3 separate regions of the Homo sapiens genome follow, and regions 2 and 3 are each linked to region 1. A link is a loop called in an ENCODE intact Hi-C map of the cell type or tissue named here. Cell type or tissue: Calu3. All regions are shown on one strand. Region 1 overlaps AGBL4 (AGBL carboxypeptidase 4). Region 2 overlaps AGBL4 (AGBL carboxypeptidase 4). Region 3 overlaps AGBL4 (AGBL carboxypeptidase 4).

What was found. Hi-C counts contacts between places; a loop is a spot of excess contacts. Peaks named below come from ENCODE experiments on the same cell type or tissue, not always from the same donor. Only the 100,000 strongest peaks of a DNase experiment are listed, where the experiment ranks them.
Region 2: it touches region 1 in a loop (4-fold over the local background); 2 of 110 quality-filtered maps call a loop at or near these places.
Region 3: a loop joins it to region 1, with 6 times the contacts of the local background. A loop is called at or near these places in 2 of 110 quality-filtered maps.

What each region holds. Positions count from the first base shown.
Region 1 is chr1:49,345,885-49,348,384 of GRCh38, forward strand. The region is part of intron 3 of AGBL4 (AGBL carboxypeptidase 4); the gene reads right to left. Among named protein-coding and RNA genes, the nearest start is that of AGBL4-AS1, 90 kb to the left of the region's middle. In Calu3, no CTCF peak of the experiment used is centred here; a DNase peak (open chromatin) is centred at 997.
Region 2 is chr1:49,161,449-49,163,948 of GRCh38, forward strand. The region is part of intron 4 of AGBL4 (AGBL carboxypeptidase 4); the gene reads right to left. Among named protein-coding and RNA genes, the nearest start is that of AGBL4-AS1, 95 kb to the right of the region's middle. In Calu3, no CTCF peak of the experiment used is centred here; no DNase peak of the experiment used is centred here.
Region 3 is chr1:49,233,906-49,236,405 of GRCh38, forward strand. The region is part of intron 4 of AGBL4 (AGBL carboxypeptidase 4); the gene reads right to left. Among named protein-coding and RNA genes, the nearest start is that of AGBL4-AS1, 22 kb to the right of the region's middle. In Calu3, no CTCF peak of the experiment used is centred here; no DNase peak of the experiment used is centred here.

The DNA.
Region 1 (2,500 bases):
GGCTTTGACTGGAATTGCTTGATTTCAAATATAAGCAGACTGCTTTAAGGAATCAAAGTTGACTTACAGAACCAATAAAAGACCCTTGGGCTGAGCTCAAAGCTTAAAAAGTTTAATCTAAGATTCTTGATGGAACTTCGTTCCATCAAAGCCAATTTTAAAAAGCGCCTATATGGCAAATAATTATTCTTGCTGCACTTTATAATCAGTCCAAGTTTAATAAGACCAAAACTTATTTTGCAAACTAACTGGTCATATCATGATTTGTCTGTGGTAAAAATGAGAGACTAGAGAGAGGAAAATTATGTTTCAAAAACTATGTTATACCTAGTATTAGATTCTACTCTCGTCTGTTGTTTTTGAGGGTTTTTGTTTTGTTTTTGTTTTCTGTCAATTTAGACTGCTTATTCCTGTGAACCAACCAGTGATCTCTGGCTGCTGCTCAGAGGAAACAAGAGGGATAAGTAGCATAAAATATTTAGATCAGTATTGTAATTCTGGATACATACTGGAATTGCCTGGTGATCCCACGTCAGCTTGGTTCCAACAATTTCCCAGTTCATGAAAAGCCTTCTTATTCAGTTTACTTGGGAAGATTTTACTTATTTTGCTTCACTGTTGTGGACTATATTGCTGTCGTACTCTTTGTACAGGAATGCAGGATAAGCTTATTCAGTGTTTTCTTAAATTGAACACTTATTTGTCTTCCAGATTTCACCTTTTGTTGGGATTCAAAGTTATGAATGGTCCTCACCATACTGATACTTTCTGACTGAGCTACTCTCTATCCTGAATACAAGAGACCCTAACATTAGGTAGGAATATCACTGCTCCTACTTCGCCTGAAGAACTTACAGAAGATAGATCTTCATCCTTCTACAACTCTTAGGATTAAGGATCCCCTTGTAAAAGAAAAGGGGGAAATATGTCAGAGGCTTTTGAACCAGAGCAACTCTATCTTGAATAGAAGCTGGGTAAAATGAGACTGAGACCTGCTGGACTGCATTTCCAGGAGCTTAGGCATTCTTAATCATAGGATATTTATGGTTAAGGGAGCAGGTTAATAATGTTTACTGAGCAAACCTAGGATTTAAGAGACCCAGGAAATATCCTGATGTTCTTCCAATGTTGTAAGAACAAAAGCATTCTTAGTTTAAGTTTCACTTTAAAGCTAATATAGATTCTTGTGGAAGCCAGTAGTTACACAAAGATTAACAATCCTTTGTCACAAGCCCTTGTAGATTTTTTTATCTTTGTTATCTTCTATATAAACAAGCATTGTACCTAAGGTTGATGCAATCCTCCTCTTGCTTTGGAGAATGGCCTACTATGTCTATGAAGTAGCCATTTCCTTTCTTTCTTTCTTTCTTTTTTTTTTTTTTTTTGAGATGGAGTCTTGCTCTGTCACCCAGGCTGGAGTGCAGTGGCACGATCTCAGCTCACTGCAAGCTCTGCCACCCGGGTTCATGCCATTCTCCTGCCTCAGCCTCCCCAGTAGCTGGGACTACAGGTGCACAACACCACGCCCAGCTAATTTTTTGTATCTTTAGTAGAGACGGGGTTTCACCGTGTTGGCCAGGATGGTTTCGATCTCCTGACCTCATGATCCGCCCGCCTCAGCTTCCCAAAGGGCTGGGATTACAGGCGCCCACATGCCATTTTATTTCTTTACTTTCTTAATAAACTTGCTTTCAGCTGGGCGTGGAGGCTCACGCCTGTAATCCCAGCACGTTGGGAGGCTCAGGCAGCCAGATCACAAGGTCAGGAGATTGAGACCATCCCGGCCAACATGGTGAAGCCCTGTCTCTACTAAAAATACAAAAAAATTAGCCGGGCGTGGTGGCAGGCGCCTGTAGTCCCAGCTACTCGGGAGGCTGCAGCAGGAGAATCGCTTGAACCCGGGAGGCAGACGTTGCAGTGAGCCAAGATCTTGCCACTCTACTCCAGCCTGGCGACAGAGTGAGACTCTGTCTTAAAAAACAAAAACAGCAACAACAAAAAAACTTGTTTTCTCTTTACTCAGTTGATTTGCCCCAAATTCTTTCTTCCACATGATCCGGGAACCCTCTCTTGGGGTCTGGATCAGGGTCCCTTTCCAGTAACACTAATTCTTGGAATCTGTAAATATTACTTTTTATGGCAAAGGCTTTGCAGATACGATTTAGTTAGAGATCTTGAGGTTGGGACATTATTCTGGACTATTTGAGTGGGCCCTAAACGCAGTCACAAGTATACTTATAAGAGGAAGACAAAGCCAGGCGCGTTGGCTCACGCCTGTAATCCCAGCACTTTGGGAGGCTGAGGCAGGCGGATCACGAGGTGAGGAGATTGAGACCATCCTGGTTAACACGGTGAACCCCTGTCTCTACTAAAAATACAAAAAACTAGCCGGGTATGGTGGCAGGTGCCTGTAGTCCCAGCTACTGGGTAGGCTGAGGCAGGAGAATGGCATGAACCCGGGAGGCGGAGCTTTCAGCAGTGAGCTGAAATCGCGCCACCG
Region 2 (2,500 bases), 180 kb before region 1:
CTGCATCAATCTCACTGGGAGCTGCAGACCAGAGCTCTTCCTATTCAGCCATCTTGCCAGCAATCTCCCAATGGCTATTTAAACACCTATTTATGATTTTCAAAGGTTCTTGAGACTTTCTTAGGTTTGGACGATTAGCACCTCAGGGCTAATAATATTTTTATTCTAGTTTCACATCTGGACACTCTCTCTATACCTAGCCCCTCCTGGCCTTTGTGATTGGCTGTTCCTTTGGTGGGTCTACTGGCTTTTTGATTCTGTAACTCACCCAAGATTCTGTCTCTCAATTTTCCCTTTTGGTTCTTCACACTGAAGTCTGTCCACGGGGAAGCACACATACTGCAATGTTCCAACCATAGCTTCTAAGATATTACTCCCTGCTCAGAGCTTAGCAGTCCCTCTCAGGATCATGCCTCTTGGGAAGGAGCCATTTGAGAACCACTTTTTAATTGTGTGGTCTTGAGAAATTTTCAGTTTTCTTGACTTTCTGAGCCTCATTTTCCTATCTGCAAAATGAAGGTAAAATTACTTAGCTACCCAACAAGTGCAATCTCTTACTAACTGTTTGATCTTGAGAACTTATTTAATCTCACTTTTCTTCATCTGGGCAACAGAGATAGGGGTACCTTTCTCAGAGGGTTGTGAAGATTGTGATAATATATGTTAAGCACTTAGCATTATGGTCAGTAATTAGTCTGCAATCAATAAACACTGGCCACTATGTTAATAAATATCATAACATACTATAATAATAATAGCAATTATGATGATGATGATGGTGGTGATGATGATGATGATGTTCTGTCTTATTTTTCTATTATGTCCCTAAAATTGACATTTACTCTGTCCAGAAATTGGCATCTCATCCCCAAACATGTGCCCTATATTTCTGGAGTTACTTTAAAAGGAACATCATATATTTGCATGTATAAATTCCAGATCATATATGAATCACATGACATAGTCATACTCAGTAAATGTCTGATAAATGAATAAATGAACAAATGAATAAATGTGTTATATTTGCTAAGAATTAGGGTTGGTATTTACTTGTTCTTGCCTATGAGAACAAAAATAAATCCACAACTTAGTATTTATATTTTCATGGAACTGCCTTCAAGTTGATCTTTCATGAATGCCCACACAAATCTGCCATTCCAGTCAAACCAATATAATAAGCTTATCCTTTCTACTTTGTGTAGCAGTAGACAGGTTTTGGACTTTGAAATCTTTGACATGAATTTTAATTATAGCTCTGTCATTTACTACCTCGGAGACCTAAGACAGGTCCCTTAACCTTTCTGAGTTTTGGTTTTCTCCTCTGTAATGTGGAAATAATAATTAGTCCTCAATATAATTGTGAGATTTTGGTAAGCTGATATATATTTTAAAATGATAGCACAGCAATTAACACATAATAGAAAATCAATAACTATGAGTTTCTTTGTTGTTTTGCTTGATACCTATTTTTGAAAAGCAATTCAGTAACATGTATCAATTCTGAAACTCCTCCTTCTATCCAACAATTCCATATCTGGGTATTTTCCTCAGGAGGTGACCTGAACAAAGACAAATATTTATATATAGATATATTTTATCATGTCTGCATTCTTAATGGAGCTCTTCAGCAATTGGTAAATAGGCTTTCACAAAGAAGACATTCATTTAGGATAACGCTTGGAACTATTTTAGTGTTTGCCTCATCATCAAGCTAGCATTTAGAACAAGTACTCTTTCACACATTCATTCCCTTACTCATTCAACAAATATTTGAGTGTTAACTATGTGCAGGGCAGAGTGAAAGAGAATAAAGAGATGAATAAGACACTTTCCTCCTTCTCATCAAGCTTATAATGTTGTAAAAATCCAGGTTGCTGATCCACCATTCTTGCCTGATTCTGGCAGACTCTTACTCATCCCTTTGTCACAGTTCAAATGTCACCTAACGTTTGGTAGATTCTCTGATATTCCTAGTCATCAAAGTACTTGGTTCCTTCCTATTTGCTTCCATAGGATTCTGTACATGCCTATTTTTATGGTTGACCACATTATATTGTTAGCGTATGTTTACAAATATCTTGTCTCTTTTGCTGGACTATGAGCCTCTCAATGCAAAAGGCTCCCCAGTTTTGTTCAAATTTTAAAGGCTGCAGCAACAAAACAGGTAATTATTCTCAATAAACGTCTGTTGATGTATGAACGAATTAATAAACAAATGAAAATCAATCACACATTATAACTATGACTTAATTCAAAATTTTAGGATATTTCCTGAAAGATGAATACAGCTTAAAAGGAGGCTAAAGAAGAGATAGTTTACCAGGTTTGGAAAGCAAGAAAGGCATGATGGAGAGGGTAGAAGTTCATAAGAGCCTCAAAAGATAGAAAGGATCACAATAAAAAAATGAATCTTGGGGTATTCTGGGTCTATGGATTAACCCGAGCAAAAGCACTGGGCTGCGAAAGTTGGAACAGGGGTATGGTTTATGCATGTTTGGAG
Region 3 (2,500 bases), 110 kb before region 1:
TTAGCCAATGAAATTTGACTGAAAGTGATATACGCCACTTTCAGTACTACTAATAGAAAGCTCCCATGTGGGCTGTTTCTACATTTTCCCATCTGGCTGGCTAGAATAGAGATGATGCCCAGGTGACCGTGGAAACTATGAATTGAAGATGATAGTCAGTCTGGGTTCCTGAATGATGGTATGTTTGAAAGTTGCCCTGTCCATCTGTTCATGTGGAAGAAATCAACTTGTATTTGCTTGATCCATTAGATATCTTATGGTCAATCCAATATTACAGTTGGCCTACCCAAACATAGGCAGGCACTGGGACACGAAAAATAAATTTGTCATATGCCCCCAAGGAACTTAACATTTGAAGGGAAGGAAGTAAATCCATAGGAAAATCTGACACAGCATTGCACTGACAGGAGGAAGGTCTGTATATGGGCACCTAATCCCATCTTGATAGTTCAAATGATGAAACTTTCTAAAAAGAAATGGTATATAAGTTGAGGCCTGAAGTATATATAGAAATCCTCTAGGGAAAAAGGAGAAGTGAACTTGAGAACATATTTCAGGCATAGGGAGAATATGTGCAGTTTGAGGTATATAAAAGAGCATTGGTGTACAGGATGTCTACAGGTAGAGAAAGCAGGGAGATTAATGATAAAACTGATTATAGAGTATCAGTGGACTATGCCAATTTGTTTTTTGTGGCCTTTGTGTTTTATTTTTCCAGGGTCTTTTCCCTGTTTTGTCTCCACAGTTGCCTCCCTAAGTCTTCATTTCTCCCTGCTCACTCAGGAGTTGGGTAACCAATTTGTCTTGATTTTCTCCAGGGACATTCCCAATTTAAAACTAAAGCCTTTACTTCTACATCTCAGGAAAGCCCAGAGTTCCAGGCAAACTAGAAAGGTTGATCACCCTATGCATCAGGAGTAGGTAATGGAAACAGCATAGCTAAGGGTCATATAAATTTGGGACGGAGTTCTGGCTCTGCCCCTGACTAGCTGTAAGACCGTTTTCTGAGCCCTGGTTTCTTCACCTGTAAAATGGTCATAACAATCTCTGATTTTTCTGTCTCTTAGAGCAACTATGAGAATATCATGATCCAAAATCATTTTGTGACAATAAACTATTATGTAGGCTGTTTCATATTATGGAAAAACATTAGAAAGCCTGGGTTCAAAACTCATTCTTGTATAGTAGTTGGAATATTTAGACAAATACTTCTCTGTCCCTTAGTCTCTTTGTGTGCAAAATAAAGGCACTGGGGTGGCTAATCAGTAAGGCTCAGGTCCTTCCTTCCAGGATGTCAGTGATAACAGCACCACGCCCCACAAATACTAGGTTTTCTCACTCATGTTCTGGCCTGTCTGCTATGAGAGAGAGAATTTAAGCAGCACAATAGCACAATCTCTGTATTATTTAAGATTAACTAATGGTAGCTATTATTCCTGTTGCCCAAGGGCAGGAGCTAAGATTTGAATTTGGGTTTGACCATTTGATGGCAAAGTCAGTGCTTTTTCCCTGCATCAAGTTGTCACATTTCATCCCCTTTTCTTGGAGTAAAGGCAAACAGAAGCAGTGTGAATGCATTCAGGAAAGTGATTGGCCTGCAAATCAGTCCCATGAGGGCCCAAGGCTCTGTTGTGTACTTACTTGAGTAAGCCATATATCTTCTAGATTCTATTTCCCCAGATGAAAGACTATGAATAATAATCTCTATTTTATATACAAGGTGGAAGGAAGTAGTATATCTCTTTAAATAAATTGGTTCCTATCACTTATAAGGGGAGCAGAAAAAAGCACATCCATTCTAGTGGAAATAGAAGAGGATGGCCTACATCTTCCCTGGGTTTCTTTCTTACCCTGTACAAGAACTCTCCAGAGAGCACAGTATGAAAATCATCTAGAGTGGACAACCTCACTGTGCTCTGTGTGAAAATGGTGGCTCAGAGAGGTTAAGTTACCTTACTCCTGGCTCATTCCATGAGTTAGTAGAAGACCCAGAGATAAAATATAAACTCAAGTCTATATTATCTCCACCACCCTACCCTATTTCTAGTTGAACATGTTTCTTTTTCTCAGGTCAAATTATTCATTTTGAAGGATTTATTTATTTATTTATTTATTTATTTATTTATTGATGATTGATTGATTGAGATGGAGTCTCACTCTGTCACCCAGGCTGGAGTGCAGTGGCACGATCTTGGCTTACTGCAACCTCCTCCTCCCAGGAACAAGTGATTCTTCTGCCTCAGCTTCCTGAATAGCTGGGATTATAGGTGCCCACCACCATGCCTGGCTAATTTTTTTTTGTATTAGAAGCAGGGTTTCACCATGTTGGCCAGGCTGGTCACAAACTCCTGACCTCAACTGATCCACCCTCCTTGGTCTCCCAAAGTGCTGGGATTATAGGTGTGAGCCACCACACCCAGCTCATTCTTAAGGATTTCTAGAGTTCTTCATTTTGTAACATCTATGGCTATAAAGGGCTCCTCTCCATGTGTCTTCTCAC